Linked DNA regions of Homo sapiens: region 2 is linked to region 1. Evidence: read pairs that join two places in POLR2A ChIA-PET (ENCODE). Cell type or tissue: CD4-positive, alpha-beta T cell. All regions are shown on one strand. Links, peaks and the distances in the headings refer to the core of each region. The heading gives the core; the rest is flanking DNA. Region 1 holds the start of COX5B (cytochrome c oxidase subunit 5B). Region 2 overlaps ZAP70 (zeta chain of T cell receptor associated protein kinase 70).

What was found. Peaks named below come from ENCODE experiments on the same cell type or tissue, not always from the same donor. Only the 100,000 strongest peaks of a DNase experiment are listed, where the experiment ranks them.
Region 2: POLR2A ChIA-PET joins it to region 1 with 12 read pairs; 11 of 35 experiments call an interaction of 5 or more read pairs at or near these places.

Annotation. Positions count from the first base shown.
Region 1 is chr2:97,643,468-97,648,835 of GRCh38, forward strand. It overlaps COX5B (cytochrome c oxidase subunit 5B), which reads left to right and starts at 2,595. Exons shown (of 4, transcript NM_001862.3): 1 at 2,595-2,722; 2 at 3,600-3,673; 3 at 3,877-3,976; 4 at 4,529-4,916. The coding sequence starts at 2,620. The coding sequence ends at 4,641. RefSeq lists enhancers at 1,553-2,487, 2,290-2,339, 2,520-2,699. In CD4-positive, alpha-beta T cell, for the core only: no CTCF peak of the experiment used is centred there; a DNase peak (open chromatin) is centred at 2,494; H3K4me3 peaks cover 2,132 bases; H3K27ac peaks cover 2,034 bases.
Region 2 is chr2:97,716,585-97,721,952 of GRCh38, forward strand. The region is part of intron 2 of ZAP70 (zeta chain of T cell receptor associated protein kinase 70); the gene reads left to right. Among named protein-coding and RNA genes, the nearest start is that of ZAP70, 5.7 kb to the left of the region's middle. RefSeq lists enhancers at 1-35, 2,251-2,400. In CD4-positive, alpha-beta T cell, for the core only: no CTCF peak of the experiment used is centred there; DNase peaks (open chromatin) are centred at 2,157, 2,640 and 4,766; H3K4me3 peaks cover 2,976 bases; H3K27ac peaks cover 3,511 bases.

The DNA.
Region 1 (5,368 bases), core at 270-5,269:
CGCTCCCAGCTAATTTTTGTATTTTTAGTAGAGACAGGGTTTCGCCATGTCGGCCAAGCTGGTTTTGAACTCCTGACCTCAGGTGATCTGCCTGCCTCAGCCTCCCAAAGTGCTAGGATTACAGGTGTGAGCCACCGCACCCAGCCTACAAAATATTTTTTAATGAAAGAAGCAACTAACTAAAACTTTGTATAGTAGTTATGTTTTTATATTTTATATTCATATATGCAGTGATGCTCAATGGGAATTTTGCAAATCCAGGGGGCATGTGGCAATGGCTGAAGATATTTTTGGTTATCATGTCAGGGAGGTGCTAATGACATAGGGTTAAATCCTACAATGCACAACCTCCCTCAAAGAATTATCAACCCAAGATGTCAGTTGTGCTGAGCTTGAGAAACTCTGTCATAGGGAAAGGAAAAAAAGGATAAGCACCAAACTGCTAGCTTGTTCCTTATATATCTGTGCTGTTCAACTTATAATGTACATTTATTTTGACAACTGAAAATTATCCTATAAAAATAAGTTTATTGTGCTGGCAAAGACAATGATAGAGCAGAGGTGGCAGACTGTTCCCCAAGCCAACTGTTTCCAAAGGAGACCTGAGGGACTGGGTGTGAGTTGACAGTGGTGGGAGCTGGAAGCAGCAAGGGATGCGGGGACATCTGGGGAGCCTGGACCTGACCTTGGAGCTCACTCACACAATCTAAATAATCCCAGAGTGAGGCTGAGGTTTTCCTGAGTTGGATGAGGGCCTGCGAAAATTTCCTATTATTAGGCAAGCCTACTATGAGAGTGAGAAGCCTAAACTCAATTTCCATTTTATAGCCTGGAGTAAACCACTTCTGGTCAGGCAGCAGGGAATCATAACATATCAGAGCTGAATACCTCACTGGTTTGCTGAGGGGCAAGTTAGTAGGTGTTCCTCAGAAAGGATTTTGTGGTCAATTAAGACAGGGAAACTCTGGCTTAAACTGCAGGTAAATTAAATAAGAGGTCTTTACTGCAAGCCTAATCAGAGCCTTTATTATGCTAGTGTCCATCTCCAAAAGGGTGGTCATCAAATGCAGGCCCTCCCTGTCTTGACCAAGTCCTTTTTCTTGAGATCATGTCTTGAGACTTGGATGCCATGCAATACACTTTGGGAAATACTAACCTAGTTGAACGACAGTTTTACTGATGTAGAAATGGCGGCCCAAAGGATAAAAAGTAGCTGAACTAGCTGGTGGGGCTACTTTCCAGACCAATGCTTTTTTCTCCTGCCTAAGACCTTAACCACAGTTGCAAATTAACTACAGATCCTCAGAATTTTCGCCCAATTCAACTTGGAGGGGTTGCAGTGGAGGTGAGGGAGAAGGGAGTAACAGTGAAGCCATTCAAAGCAAAAACCACCTTTAAAGAAATTTTGGCCTTAGAATACAGGGTTTTTTTTTTTTTTTTTTTAATTGGTGGAGGGGGCACCCAGGAAGACCAGACGTGCTCCTGTGAAGCAACGCTCCACCACGTCCTTTTGAAAATACCGTAGCCTGCATGAGACAGGCGGGAGCACCTAAGCCTTCAACTCTCCCCATGTTGCCTCCAATTGACCTCACTGGGCCAGGAAAAGCCCTATAAACTGGTTTTGTATACTCTATCCAAGTAGTAAATTTACTAAAATTACTGGATCCTACTATATACCAGACCTCTGCAAGGCATTGAAGATTCAATGATGAGCATTAATTCCCACTCTAAGGGGATTTTTCTATCTGGTAGGGAAACTCAGATACCGCATGCAGCTAGCCTGTCACAGGGCTATACTGACTAAAGCTCACCCTAAGAAATTTGCACATCTTAGCCTATGGGCAACGGGAAGCCATGGACGGAATATGTTTTCCGTTTCAAACAAGGAACTCCAGTCACAGCAGGCTCTAACTCCATTTCCTATTATCAACTCCCCTTCCTGCTCCTCCTCCCTTAGTAGCCTCGAAAAAGAGTGGCCACTTCCTTCACATCACCAGGGCCTTGGTCCTGGTAGGGGGTCCCGCCCCCGGCCCTGTCCTCCTCCCCAGGCCGGGACCTCCGCGCCTCCCACACACAGTACAACTCTAACACGAAACTGGGCCAGGACTGCAGGTAGGTCCCGTCCAATGCGACACGCTCGCGACGGCCCACGCACTGCCAGAACCAGCCCTGCCACTAACCAGCCTAGTAAGGAACGCAGTGATCTTTAGGAGCCCACTTCTAAATTCAAATCATTTGGGGTTCAGTAAGTCTCTTCACAGACGGGGACCTAATAGCTTCCATTAGCAGCCTCCACGTTTGCTGAACACGACTACGGGGCCAGACCCACAGGAACTCCAATGTGGTTCAGCCGCTCAACTCCAGGGACCAAAAAGACTTTCCCACCTCCCAGCGTTATTAAAGGCAACCCCGCCCCCAAGCCTCAGCCACTACGCGGTGCAGAAAGAGGCAGAGCTGGGCATGCGCAATTTCCGCCCCCGCCACAGTCTTGGGAGTGGGCGGGCTCGAGGGCTGGGAGGAAGCCGAAAGCTGACCGAGAGGAGAAAGAAGCCCGCCCCCGGAAGTCCCTCCTGTCTCTGCAGCTTGTTCCCGGAAGTTTTGCTGCTAGTCGCGGACGCAATGGCTTCAAGGTTACTTCGCGGAGCTGGAACGCTGGCCGCGCAGGCCCTGAGGGCTCGCGGCCCCAGTGGCGCGGCCGCGATGCGCTCCATGGCATCTGGAGGTACTCGGGTCTCCGGGCGTGCCAGGGACCAGAGTGTTGCCCTCCCAGGGTGGTCCCAGGGCGGCAAAGCGGCGCGGCTCGTGCAGCTTCTCGAGGTCCCAGTGGCCGCTTTACGGTCCCCAGTGCCTCAGGCTCTGCAGGCATCTCCCTGTAATTCTGGACCGCTGCTCCTGCCGCTCCCCGAACTCACTCCGCTGCGAAAGTATCCTAAACGGAGGTGCCGGGTGACCTTGGGAGGGACCGGGGCTGCCACCGGGATGGGGAGGGGTCCGGCCTCCCTTCAAACCTGCGCCCACCTCAAGCAGAGTGGGTTCTACATGCTTTTAGACAAATGTCGACAAATTTGCCTCGGTGGTTGGAGAAAGAAAAGCTCATAGGCCGGGCGCGGTGGCTCACAACTGTAATCCCAGCACTTTGGGAGGCCGAGGCGGACAGATCCCCTGAGGTCAGGAGCTCAAGACCAGCCTGGCCAACATGGTAAAACCCCGTTTCTACTAAAAATACAAAAATTAGCCGGGCGTGGTGGCGCGCGCCTGTAGTCCCAGCTACTCGGGAGGCTGAGGCAGGAGAATCGCTTAAACCCGGGAGGCGGAGGTTCCCGTGAGCCAACATCGCGCCATTGCACTCCAGCCTGGGCAACAAGAGCAAAACTCCGTCTCAAAAAAGAAAAAAAAAGCTCCCCCGAGTGCTGCCGCTTGTGTGGATGGGTACTTGGTGGTTCTTAGGGGACCATGGATATGAGTAGCCTTTAGGAGCTTGTGAGCCCGCTAAAACTTATACAGAAGTTTCGGGGCACCATTTTCCTTGATCATTTCTGTTTGTAGTTTTTCTATCAGTCATTTCAGTCAGCGTCATAATTCACGTTATCTTCCTTTAGGTGGTGTTCCCACTGATGAAGAGCAGGCGACTGGGTTGGAGAGGGAGATCATGCTGGCTGCAAAGAAGGGACTGGTAAGGAGAAACTCCCTTCTGTGTCTTCTGTGTAACTTATGGCCTTGGATGTGTTCATAGTGGTCTCCTCTCTGGGAGTATTTGATACAGGAAACTTGGCTTGTAGGAACAGTCCCCTGAGCTTCTGGAAGGTAGGGCTTATTTGGCCTAATGGTTCAATTCTTGTTTTTTTTGTTTTGTTTTGTTTTTTGTTTTTTCTTCAGGACCCATACAATGTACTGGCCCCAAAGGGAGCTTCAGGCACCAGGGAAGACCCTAATTTAGTCCCCTCCATCTCCAACAAGAGAATAGTAGGCTGCATCTGTAAGTACCTCACCTCTATTTTTTATCCACTTGCTTAATATATCCTACAATAGTGTGTAAGCTGCCTCAAATCTTCAGTGTGTGAGTGCATGTTGGTAAGTTTGTCTAAGGGTCTTGACACTCTCAAGCCTCATTATGCCTGATAGTTCATCCTTACTGGAAAGAAGCGCAGCACAGCGGTAAGACTGGCTCACTGGGAGTGCGGCATGAAGGAGTACCCACCCAGCAAATATTTATTGTTATACTGCTTCTATGCCAGGCATCATTTTAGACACTAGGGATACATACCAGAACGGACCCTGCTTTGCGTTCTACATAGGCAAGGGAATTGTTAGAATTTACAGTGACCTTGATACAAGGTCAGTTTACTCATAGGTGAACTCAGAGCCTCAATTTCTTCATCTGAAGAATGGGAGGAGGGCTTGAACTGATCTCTTAAGATATCAACCATAGTCTTACTTGTGTATCAGAGATGTCTGAGGAAAAGAAATTCATGTTGAAAGTCTCCCTTTCTAGGTTGGATGACCATAAACCACCTTTTTTCCCTTTTAGGTGAAGAGGACAATACCAGCGTCGTCTGGTTTTGGCTGCACAAAGGCGAGGCCCAGCGATGCCCCCGCTGTGGAGCCCATTACAAGCTGGTGCCCCAGCAGCTGGCACACTGAGCACCTGCACTAAATTACTCAAAATGTGCTGTAAAGTTTCTTCTTTCCAGTAAAGACTAGCCATTGCATTGGCTCCTTCTCCCATAGATGGCTGGTCTTATTTCTTACCCGTATTCTTTGGTAGGCATGGAATATGCTTATTTTGGGAAAAGCTGTCTGTTAATGCTAGCTTGCCATCCACTTACTGAAAGTGTATAACCAGTGTATAGTGCTTAGATTAATAATAAGAATAGATCGACAACCCGTAATGCAATGAATGGGACCACCTGGTATGAGAGAAAGGGGCGGGCTGAGGAGTCAGGCTGACAGGACTTAAAATATTGGCTCCATCATTTGGCTCTATCTCTGTGGACATGTTCTCTGGGGGTCAAGTACAACTACAAAAAGGTAAGTACCTTACAAGGTGCTTAATATGTAAAGAGCTGAGTGGATAGTAGGTCCTCACAGTATCCTCATAGAGACAGGGTGGCCTTGTGAAGAGAGTTTTGGGGATTTTGAAGTCTTGAGGGACCCAGGTGCAAAGTAAGAATTCATGGGGATACCAGCAGCAAAATTCAGAATATGGAACAATTTCAGAAATCACTGACCATGTTTCTTCAAATAAATTGCAAGGAGTGGGGGGAAAAGCTAGGGAGAACATGTGGAGAAACAGATAAGGGAGATACCAGTCAGCAGCATGCACACCTTGTTTAGATCTTGATTTGAAAACAATTATAAAGGAAAAAAA
Region 2 (5,368 bases), core at 143-5,142, 73 kb after region 1:
TGTTGGAGGAAGAGTCTCCAGGCAGAGGGAACAGACAGTACAAAGGCCCTGAGGCTGCACCATGCCTGGTTTGTCCGAGGGACCTGAACGAATAACATGAGGAGGCCCGTGTGGCTGGAGGGGAGTGAGTGGCGGGGGGTGGTGATGGGCATCATGAAGGGCCTTGGGGGCCACCCTGAGGACTTGCATTTTCACCCCGAGTGAGGTGGGAGCCTAGAGGGCTTCAAGCAGAGAAGAGGATGTGATGGCATGACGGGGGCCAGCAAGTCTCACCCCAGGGAGTCCCTGCAGCCCCAGTGCTGGACACCTTCACTGGCCCTGCTTTCCGGAGGAGGTCTGGCGAGCTTCACTCGCTGCTGAGGCTGCACTGTGACCATGTGGTGGGTCCACGATTCCATGATTTGAATCCAATCCCTGCAGTCAGGAAAGACATATGAAGGAGGAGCCTGCAGCCATGGCTAACTGCGGCTGTGTGGCTCATGGCGTCACCAAGCTGGCGTGTGCTGACGACCAGTGCCTATGCTGCCTCTGTTGGTGGGCACAGGCGGCCCGAGCACAGCTGGGGGATTAAGGAGCAGGGAACATGGCTTCAGAGGGACTTAGGGTCTCAGGTGAGGACTAGGGGTTCAGAGAGAGAGAGCCAGGAGCTGGAGTGGGAACAGGGTGGTGGGGGGGCAGTAGGAGGAGGTGGGGCGGTGAGGGGCTGGGGCCCTGCTCCTGCAGAGCCTTGGATGGGGACATGTCAAGCCTCTGGCTGGGGGGACATGCGGAGCCTCTGGCTGGGGAGACATGCGGAGCCTCTGGCTGGGGGGACATGCGGAGCCTCTGAGCCTCTGGCTGGGGTGACATGTGGAGCCTCTGGCTGGGGGGACACGAGGAGCCTCTGAGCCTCTGGCTGGGGGGACACGTGGAGCCTCTGGCTGGGGGGACATGTGGAGCTTGTGCTGCTCCTGCCCGCTCCCACCAGGTCCAGTGGCTTTGGTGTGATACCTCTGCTCTGACGATGGGCATGTAATGGGGGCTTCTGATGCCCAGGGAATGTTCTGTGAAACAGTAGACCTTCAAGGCTTTGCTGAATAGGTGTGGGAATTAAGTGACGCTGAAAGAGGTCCTTCCATGTGGTCTTCTCGGAGCCTTTAATGTGCTTTTCACAGCATTTGAAACTGTATTTGACCCCTTGACTCTTTTTTCCTTTGAAGCATGTTTGGGGAATCTGATCTCTCTGGAACAGCTGTAATCTAGCACTGCCTTTACCCAGGGAGGCTGGGTGAATGGTGGGATTCCAGGCAGGTCCTTCTGACCAGGCTCCAAGGCTTCCTCCCATCATCCTCCCAGGGCCTGGGCTGTGAGTGTGGGGCAGGTGCCCCGTGGCTGCTCTGCTGTGATCTCTGTGCTGTGATCCAGGGGCTGTAAGTTCTGGGAAGGCCAAACTAGGATCTCTGAACTGTGAGCTCAAGAGGAAGCTGACTGGGGTCAGCCTAGGGAGAACCATAGGCCAGGCTTGGGGAATGAACAGGCTCACTGGGGACTGAGGGACGCGGCTCCTAACCCAAGTCCTGTCCGTCGGGATGGCCCAGGCAGGTCGAGGGCTGGGGTGGGTCTCATGGTGGGTGTGTCTTCTGGGAGGGCCACGAGTCTGCAGGGACACAGCTGAGAACAGAAACATTTGATCCCCTGCCTGGGGTCTGGGGTCACCCCGGGGAGCTCTAGATCGGTGCAGCTCACTGACAGCAGACACTCCGGCTAGCCGCTGCGTGGCAAATGCTCCCACCTCTTGCCCCCGGACTTTTCATCTCTGCCACCTCTGCCCACCTTCTCTGGCCTCCCCAGCATCTCTGGCCATGGGGTCCCTGGGAACTTGGGCCCCATGTTTTACTAGTGAGGACAGTCCAGAAAGGCCCCAGGGGTGGAAGAGGAGGCGCCCACCACCCGACCTGTGTGTGTGGGGTGGTGCTTGTGATTACCGTTGTCCTTGTGGGCAGTGGGACAGGGAAGCTGGGACGCAGCCGAGATGCACAGGAAGAGAGCCTGCCTCTGGGACTCCTTAGCCTCGGGTCATGGATGGCAGCCCTGGGCTGGGCACTGAGCCTCCCTCATCTCCTCTTCTGCCCTAACCCACTTCTAGCTACCCAGGCTGCACCTGCGGCCACGTGGGGAGGAGCTTCTCAAACTGTGTTGGCGACAGTTTCCTGCCACAGCTTCCTGCCCCAGAGACCAGCTTTGCTACTCTGCACCCATGGTCCTTGGACAAGCCCTCAGTTTTCTGCCTCATCCTGCATCCTCATGCTTTATGGGAGTGGCTCCATGAGTCTTCAAGGATGGGCTGGCTGGGTTGGAGAAGATGGAGGGGAGAGGGAAGGGTGCACTAGGTGGAGGGTGCTGTGTGGATGAAAGTATGAACATCCATTTGAAGGAAGGCAAGTAGCACAGCTCAGCTGGGGCAGAGGGCTGGGGAGATCCAATGCAGTAGCCATTAGGGTCTTGAGCAAGGGAGGCCTTGGGGAAGAATTGCCAAGGAGCAACTTGCAGACTCTGGGGCTCAGCTCTGTGGAAATAGACTGTGAGGTTCAGCCAGCCACAGGCAGCATGAGCATGCCATCTGGATCTTAGGTTGGTTGTATTAATGGAAACAGTTGGTGGAGATCAAAGGAGATGATGCCAGCACCAACCGACCTCAGTCGGGCGAGAGATCTGGGCTCTGGGAGAGGTGGGTGTGGCAGCATGTACAGCTACTGACAGGATGACCCAAGTAAGGGGACGGGGGTGGGGGAAGGAGAGTGAGCAGGATGGTCAGAGGGCAGAGGCAAGCCAGGGAGTTTGTGAAGGACCAGAGAGGTCTGTGGGGCTCAAGCAGGAGGGAGGAGTCATAGGTGTCGGCCATTCAGGGGGCCCAGGATTGAGGAGGTCACAGAGTGCTTGTCTGGTGCCTACAGACTGCCAGGGGTGCTATCAGTGCTGGAGAACAGCCTGGGGGGGGGGCGCAGACCAGGTCTGGCTGAGAGGCTGGGAGTCAAGGACATAGGGACAGGAGTGTAGACAGCCCTTAATCACTTTTCCTATTTTCATTAGCATTTTTAGTGTCCATTGTGTCTGTATCTTCCAGTTCCTTTCCCCCTTAATTAAAAATTTGGGGTATAATTTACATGCAATAAAATTTTTATATCATTTTAGTGAAAAATTCTGAGATTTGACAAATGCATACAGCCCAGAGACTACCACCACATCAATCAAGATACAGACTATTCCCCCAAATTCCGTCCTGCCCTCTGTCGTCACTCCTTCTCCGGCCCCCAGCACCCAGCAACCTCTGGTGCGTTTTCCGTCCCTATAGTTGTGTGTGGAATCACACAATTCGTAGCCCTTGGAACCTGGTTTCTTTCATCCAGCCTGAGGCCTTTGCGATGCGTTTGCGGAACTGCGTGTCTCCGTATGCTGTTCCACTTACCGCGGAGTAGAATTCCACTGTAGGCATGTCCCACAGTGTATCTTATTCATCTGTTGGGAAACATGTAAGTTATTCCTAATTTTTGGCAACTGTGGCTAGTACGGCTATAAATGTTCCTGTGTAGGTTTTTGTGTGAATGTAAATTTCCATTTCTTTAGAGTGAATACCTAGGAGCCTTCATGGGTTTTTTTGTTTTGTTTTGTTTTGTTTTGTTTTGAGATGGAGTTTTGCTCTGTTGCCCAGGCTGGAGTGAAGTGGTGCGATCTCGGCTCACTGCAACTTCCACCTCCTGGGTTCAAGCGATTCTCCTGCCTCAGCCTCCTGAGGAGCTGGGACTACAGGCGCCCACCACCACGCCCGACTAATTTTTTTGTATTTTTAATAGAGACGGGGTTTCACCATGTTCGCCAGGCTAGTCTCAAACTCCTGACTTTAGGTGATCCGCCTGCCTCGGCCTCCCAAAGTGTGGGCCACCGGGCCCAGCCATTAATTTTTGTATCTTAATGGAGACGGGGTTTCACCATGTTGGCCAGGCTGGTCTCAGACTGCTGGCCCCATGTGATCCACCCGCCTTGATCTCCCAAAGTGCTGGGATTACAAGCGTGAGCCACTTCGCCCAGCCGCTTCATGACTTTTTAAAAACACTCTTGTGGAATGGTGACCTTTTTCTCCAGGTGGAGCCACAAATGCAGTCCCTTATGAATCTCTGGAACACCCACCTGTCTGTAACTGTTGGGACATCCAGGACCCCCCTCAAGCTTGGCCCTCCCAACCTCACTGTCACAATCAATCGGGTTACAGTGCAGATCCTGGCCCCTCCTCTAGCTACTCTGACCCAGACTTCACCTGATTCCCATTCCAGTACCTTCCTTTCAGCTCCAGAGCCCATCTCTGGACACCCAGGGCAGAGGGAGCTTTCACAAAAGCATTCATTTTACCCCTTGGTTGCATTTGCATAACTAAGAAGGGCACTCAAAGTCAATTCTCCAATGCAAACTTATGCCTGAGTAGCCTTGCTGGGCCTATGTTAGTAGAGAAACAACTCAGAACCGCTATGGAGAGGTATTTTTTCCCAACATTCTATGAAAACTTACAAATATGCAGAAAATAGAAAGAATTAACTGTACACCAATAACTCACCTGCTAGATTCTCCAGTTTATGATTTGCTATAATTGCTTTATCACATACAGTTGATCAACACTGCGGAGTTCTTATTTGTGAGTTTGCCTACTTGTTAAATTTATCTGAAACCCTAAAACCAACATGGCACTTTTGTGGTCATTCTCAGACATACAGAGTGGCAAAAATATGAATCACTCGATACACATTTTCCCACCGAGGCTGCACAAGGCAAACACTCTCATGCTGCAGATAAGTGTCTTTTTCATGTTCTTTTTTTTTGAGACAGAGTCTCACTCTGTCGCCCAGGCTGGAGTGCAATGGCGTGACCTCAGCTCACTGCAAGCTCTGCCTCCTGGGTTCATGTCATTCTTCTGCCTTGGCCTCCCGAGTAGCTGGGACTACAGGCGCCCGCCACCATGGCTGGCTGATTTTTTTTTTTTTTTTTTTTTTTTTGTATTTTTAGTAGAGACAGGGTTTCACTGTGTTAGCCAGGATGGTCTTGGTCTCCTGACCTTGTGATCCACCCGCCTCGGCCTCCCATAATGCTGGATTAGAGGCGTGAGCCACCGCAGCCGGCCAATCTTTTTCATGTTCTATTTGGTGGTGCCACATATTTTGTTTTTTTATTTTATCTTTTTTTTTTTTGAGATTGCTGTCTCGCACTGTCGCCCCAGCTGGAGTGCAGTGGCAGTGGCGCGATCTCAGCTCACTGCAACCTCCGCCTCCCAGGTTCAAGCAATTCTGCTTCAGCCTCCCGAGTAGCTGGAATTACAGGCACCTGCCACCATGCCCGGCTAATT